2 separate regions of the Mus musculus genome follow, and region 2 is linked to region 1. The links are chromatin loops, found by intact Hi-C in ENCODE. Cell type or tissue: left cerebral cortex. All regions are shown on one strand. Each heading gives the region's core, and the rest is flanking DNA. Links, peaks and the distances in the headings are about the cores only. Region 1 has its middle 7.4 kb from the start of Ttll1. Region 2 holds the start of Cyb5r3 (cytochrome b5 reductase 3).

Region 1 (2,906 bases), core at 254-2,753:
GACCCAGCCTCTCAACCATTGGTGGTTCCTCTATGTTCCACAGGACTTGGGTGTAGACCTCGGAGTGCCATGTGAAGGCCCTGTGTGGCATTCCCAGTCTCCCACTTCCCAGGTCTCGGGGGCTTACAAAATGACAAAGTCGCCTGTCTGGTTGCCTGGTCTCTAAAGGCCTTGGGTGCTGTCTGCAGAGAGGATGTGTGAAAAGCACAGGGGCTGGGGTGGGTGTTGCGGAGGGGACAGAGTTTGTCACAAGCCAGGGCCATGCACCCCATGCAGCTTATAAAAGTCTGTTTTCTCCACAGCACACAGGCCAAGTGCAAAAACAAAACCAAGCAGAACAAGAGACCTGGGCTGTAGGTGAAGTGGGGAGCAAGGCCTGGCTTTGGGGTAGATCTGCATTCTCTCTCTCAGCTGGCTCCTGCTATCTATGCTGAAAGCAATACTTTGGGGTTGGGGTGTGGAGGGAGCTGGAAGGTGAGGAGTGGGGCCAGCTTTCCCAGTCTGATAGAATGGATCTGGTTTCCAACCCTTTGCCCTAATCCAACTCAATAGAGAAACTGAATCTCGGACCTGGGTTTTGCTCTTGGGTGAAGAGACATGCTCTGGACAGTGGTCCTGACTTGAGGTTACTCTTGCATTAATAACAAACGTTGGCTTGCTAATGTCGTTTCAGAGAAGGGTTGCACAGGGAGGCATCGTCTAGTTACAGGTTTCAGGGCAGCTCTCTCCTCACGGACTGAACAGTTTTACACGGTGAAGAAGAGGAGCTAAGCCCGGTATGAGGACACAAGGGGTGGAGCCGGAGGCGGGCTGTGCGTGTAAGAAACTTGCCATAAAGAGAGCGGGAAGAGAAGCAGGAGAATAGACAGCCAGGCCCCTACCAGGGAGCAAGCAGCTCTCTTAGCTTCTGTTCCTGGAAGGGTGCCAGGTGAAGACCTGCCCACTGATGACTGATTTTACAGCGCTTTCCAGGTTGAAATGTCCTCTTGGTCCCTCAGCCCCACCTCTACAGGGTCTGTAAGCTGCTGGTGCAGAACTGGGAGGCGAAGATGAGATCTGTGTTTGCGCTCATGCCTCAAGTAGCTGGACCCTGCCAGTTTTGTTCCCAGAGACTGGTTCCCCACCTGCCAGCCTCCGGGTCAGGACCACTGTAGCATTCTGAGTCTCTCTGGCTGCCTCCGGGCAAGGGTCACTTCTGGATTCCAGCCTATCCTAGGAGAGTGTCCCCACTCGGGAATTTTCAAGTGCTTCTTTCTACACACTGTCCTGAAGCGAGCCTCCGCATCTCACCTCCGCTGTAAGTCTCATCCACGGGACAAGGCTTATTGAATACCTTCCAGGAGACAGCGGGGCAAGGCCTGGAAGTGCCATGCAGTCTTTCCTCTTCACAAGGCCTGCCCTGGGACGCAAACACAGAAGCCCCCGCCACAGAGGGACTTCTCTGGAGCCGATTATACTAAATGCTTCCACTAGGTGGTGCTAAAGGTAAATGATTGGGAATGGAAAAGGCACTGGGCCCTGGAGGCGCATGGGGGTGGGGAGTTAAGAAACCCAGGGCACCAGCCCATGCTGAAGGTCAGGGCAGAAGGTTCTGTAGCAGAAATGAGCAGACCTCAGAGCTTCAATTCCAGGCTCTTCTGTTTAGAAGAAGTACACGTTTTCACAACATCCTCTACTTTGGTTTTTTCTAAAAGATGTATTTATTTTGATTTTTATGTATATGGATTTCTTGTCTGCACGGAGATGTGTGCACTACGCCCATGCAATGCCCGAAGGGGGCATTTGATCCCCTAGAACTGAACTTACAGAGGGTTGTGAGTTGCCACGTGGGCGCTGGGAACTGAGCTCCCATCCTTTGTCTGCAAGAGCAGTAAAGACTCATAGCTGCTGAGCCGTTTCTCCTGCCCGACTTCACAGCCTTCTTATTGGTGAAAATAAAACTGTAATCGTGACTGAATACAGAATGTGGGGCATACAGAATTACAGTGAGGCAAATGGACAACCCCACCACCACCACTGCTTTCCTGAGATTAAGCCCAATACCTTGTTTGTACACACTAAGCATGTGTTGTATGATAAAGTTTTTGGGCAGATGCTATACACAAGAGGGAGCCTCTAACAGACCAAAGTATGGATACCATGAAAATCCAACTTGGTGAACCATGAGAATCACTGGGGTTACTTATAGGAACAGAAATGACTCAAAGACAGCCATGTCACCAAAGCCCACCCAGCATGGGAGACAGCTCACAAAGCTGGGAACCTGGAGACACCACACAGCCTGCAGGCAGCTCAGCAGGCTGGAGAATGTCCTTTCCAGGTGCCTCAGTTGGTTTAAATCTCTTCCAGGTGGCTCAGCTGGTTTCTGCTTCTTCTAGGCACCTGCTCTGGTCTCAGAATGTTTGCAGCTTAGCTTCCCTATTTGGAGGGGGAACTCTCAGCTTTTATTGCTTGCTTTGTTGGGGAGGGGCCTAGTGAATCCTGTCGGTTTCAGGGACTACCTAAAGCTTGTTTTGAGTTGTTTACCTTCCTGTTTAAGGAAACTGTTAACTGATAAGAGCATGTTTTCTGCTGCTGGGCTACAACGCAGTTCAAGACTGAAGTTCTTTTTACAGAAGCCTGCTGGTCAGTTTTGAATCAACTTTTTCCACAGCCTAAAACCACCTAACAGGAAAGAGTCCCATGGAAGAATCCTCTACACCAGCTTGGCCTGTGAGTTTATTAGTGGAGGTCTGTCTTAATGTTAACCTATGTAAAAAGACCTAGCCCAGGCCGGTCCTGGTGGTTCATAACATTAATTCTAGCACTCAGGAGGCAGAGACAGGCAGATCTCTGTGAATTTGACACCAGCCTAGTCTACAAAGTGAGTCCAGGGCAGCTAGAACTATGCTACATAGGGAAACCAC
Region 2 (2,906 bases), core at 173-2,672, 350 kb after region 1:
ACCCCTTTTGAAACAAAGGTCTTACTCTGTAGAACAGACTGGCTTGTGTCTGTGATCCTCCTGTCTCAGCCTCCCAAGTGCTGAGATTAAAAGCAGAATAATACTTAACTGATATTAGATCCAGCCTCATATCCCAGGGTAGTAGGTGCCCTTCCACAGCCTAGCTCCTGATTTTTTTTTTTTTTCACTTGTTTGTTTCTTTGAGACGGAGACTCATGTAGCATAGGCTGACCTCAAGTCAATCTGTAGCCAGGGTCAGATAACCTTGAACCCTTGCCTCCACTATCCAAATTCTGGAATCACAGATGTGCTGACCATTGCTCCTTATTTATTTATTTGAGACAGGGTCTCTGTGGTGGTTTGAATAAGAAATGGCCCTCATAGGCACGTGTATTTGAACGTTTAGTCCCCAATTTGTGATGGTTTGTGGGGAGGTACGGAGGTGTGTGGTCTTGCTGGATGAAGAAATGTGCCTGGGGTGGCTTTGAGAGCCTATAGCCTGGCCCCACTTCCAGCTCTCTCTCAGGTTCCCACTTAAGGTACAGTGTTATCTCTCAGCATCCTTCTCCCCGAGCCAGGTTTTCCTGCTGCTTGTGGCCGGCCATGCCTTCCAGCTATAATGGGCTCTTATCCTCCTGGAACTGTGAGACACAATAAACTCCATCTTCCCTAAAGTTGCCTTCGGTCATGGTGTTTTACCACAGCAACAGAAAAGTAACTAGCAGTCTCACCGTGTAGCCTGGAACACTCACAGATCCACCTGCCTCTTCCGGTATTGAACGCTTGGGTCATCAAGTGTTCCGGTATTGAAGAGTTTGGTTAATAGTTCTCAATTTTTAGGCAGCAAGTCTCTTCCTCACTCTGCCGCTCTCAGAGCAGTCTTCCATTCCCTATCTGGCCAGGACCAGGTTGAAGAAAACTCCGGAATGCCAGGGACATACGAGTGTTTATAGAGTATGTGATAGGCTCTGTTCTGAGGTCCGGGTACACAGAGAACTGACTGCAGACTCCTGGCTTGGGGAAGCCCCACCATCTAGTGGAATGGGTACGTGGGCGCAGAGCATCGTGAATAAACAGGCAGGATAACTGAAGCGCTACAAAGACCGTTCTGCACTAGTGGCGTCCCTTGGAGGGAGCACAGGGCCAGAGCTGGCCTAGCTAAAGAGGTGACACCTGAACTTTAATCCGGAACTGGCCTCAGTACGTTTGGAGATTTGTTCAGGAAGGAACGACTGGTTCGCAGGCTTGAAAATGGGGCAGGGCAGGGCTGTAGCCTGAACTCTGTAGCCAGCGGTGTTGGCAACACGCCCCGTGAGCGGGTAGAGCCCTGGCCAGCACAATCAGCTCCGGCAGGCTCCCAGGACCGAAGGCTCAGGATTTGAGAGCCCATCACGGGGGCGACATCTTGTTCTCTTCACCAGGACAAAACAGGCCCAGAAGCCACAAGCTACCTCCCGAAGCCACACAGAGGCGCCACAGTAGCCAGTCTCTCGCCGAGCCTCTTCCGTGCAGCGCCGTCAGCCACTCAGCGCGCACTCCCGTCTTCACAAGCGGAAGTGGGCGGGGACACTGGGAGTCTCCGCCCCCTATCCGCCCACCTCCGCGCTCCTGACTGGCTCCGCAGGGCGTCCCCGCCTCCGAGGTGTTGAGACCGAGGCGGGTTGTTGGGGGAGCGGCCGGCTGAGTAGCGGGTGTAGAACCGTGCGTGAGGCCACCGTCTCTTCTTCGCCACCATGGGGGCCCAGCTGAGCACGGTAGGCGGCATGGGTCTGGGGTCCCCAGGCTTGCACCGTGGGGATACCGTACGATCCGGGGCGCCCAGCACCGGTTCACGAGCCCCGCGCCCCACCCGGCCCCTTGCAGACCGTGACTCACGCCCTGGCTAGTGGCCGCGCCACTCTGGCCCGGCCTCAGGCCAAGGGGGAGCCCCGAGCGCGGGGTGGACATTGAGGACCCTGTTGGGTGTGCGCGAATGAGAATAGGGAATGAGTGACGTGCGCGCCCGCCTGAGTGGGCGTGACTTGTGAGTGTGAGAAAGTTGAAGTGCCTGCGCCCGTGGGGGATGTGAAAGGTGCGAGGGTTTTTGTAAATGGGAACGTGAAGTGTGAACCGTAGGTGCACTGGTGTGTGCGTGGAGGAACCGACAGCGGCGTGTGTGAGAAATGAGAGTGTGGGTGTGAAGACATGCAGGCCTGAATAGTGGACACGAGTGAGCTGGCAGGAAGAGTACTTTGGGGTGCGTGTGTGTATGGGAGAAATGTGTAGGGTGTCCCTACAGGGGTTGGGTGCATCTTCTTGCCATAAACAAGGCAGTAGTTGGCCAGGATCTTTCCAGCTGTCACCTAGAAAAGCCCTGGCCATTCTTGTTACTCACAGAGCTGCACTGTCACTAAAGAAGTGTCACTTAGACTTGGCCATCAGCCCAGGGCACTGAGGATGCTGGGACCGTCTAACGTCTATAAATCTGCTCTCTCACTGTTACTGGATCGACCAAGGCCCCTTCCACAATCCTAGAGCTCACTCTCCTCATTTCCTTTTTTTTCTTTTTTTTTTTCTTTTTTGAGACAGGGTTTCTCAATGTAGCCCTGGAATGCACTGTAGACCAGGCTGCCCTCAAACTCACAGAGATCCACTTGCCTCTGCCTCTCCAGTGCCAGATTAAAGGTGTGGGCCACCACCGTCCAGCTCCTCCCTGATTTCTTAAGAGCATCCATGTGAACTGTGACCAGTCTCAGTTACACAAACATACCCTTGAGGTGTCCAGCTCTTTGGGTATGACAAGAATAGGCCAGCGCCTGTCTTGGAGGGTGCCCTCTCTCCTCTCTGCAAGATTCAGGGCTCCTAGTGAAGACAGCCTTCTTGCCATGGCATTTGCTCTTGCGAGAGTGACCAGTCCAGTATGGACC

The links. Hi-C counts contacts between places; a loop is a spot of excess contacts. Peaks named below come from ENCODE experiments on the same cell type or tissue, not always from the same donor. Only the 100,000 strongest peaks of a DNase experiment are listed, where the experiment ranks them.
Region 2: a loop joins it to region 1, with 3 times the contacts of the local background. A loop is called at or near these places in 2 of 42 quality-filtered maps.

The regions. Positions count from the first base shown.
Region 1 is chr15:83,516,904-83,519,809 of GRCm38, reverse strand. It overlaps a transcript of Ttll1 not described here. Among named protein-coding and RNA genes, the nearest start is that of Ttll1, 7.4 kb to the right of the region's middle. In left cerebral cortex, for the core only: a CTCF peak has its summit at 1,470 (motif pointing right); a DNase peak (open chromatin) is centred at 1,481.
Region 2 is chr15:83,170,960-83,173,865 of GRCm38, reverse strand. It overlaps Cyb5r3 (cytochrome b5 reductase 3), which reads left to right and starts at 1,683. Exons shown (of 9, transcript NM_029787.3): 1 at 1,683-1,754. The coding sequence starts at 1,734. In left cerebral cortex, for the core only: a CTCF peak has its summit at 1,455; DNase peaks (open chromatin) are centred at 1,074, 1,567 and 2,052; H3K4me3 peaks cover 1,677 bases; H3K27ac peaks cover 1,376 bases.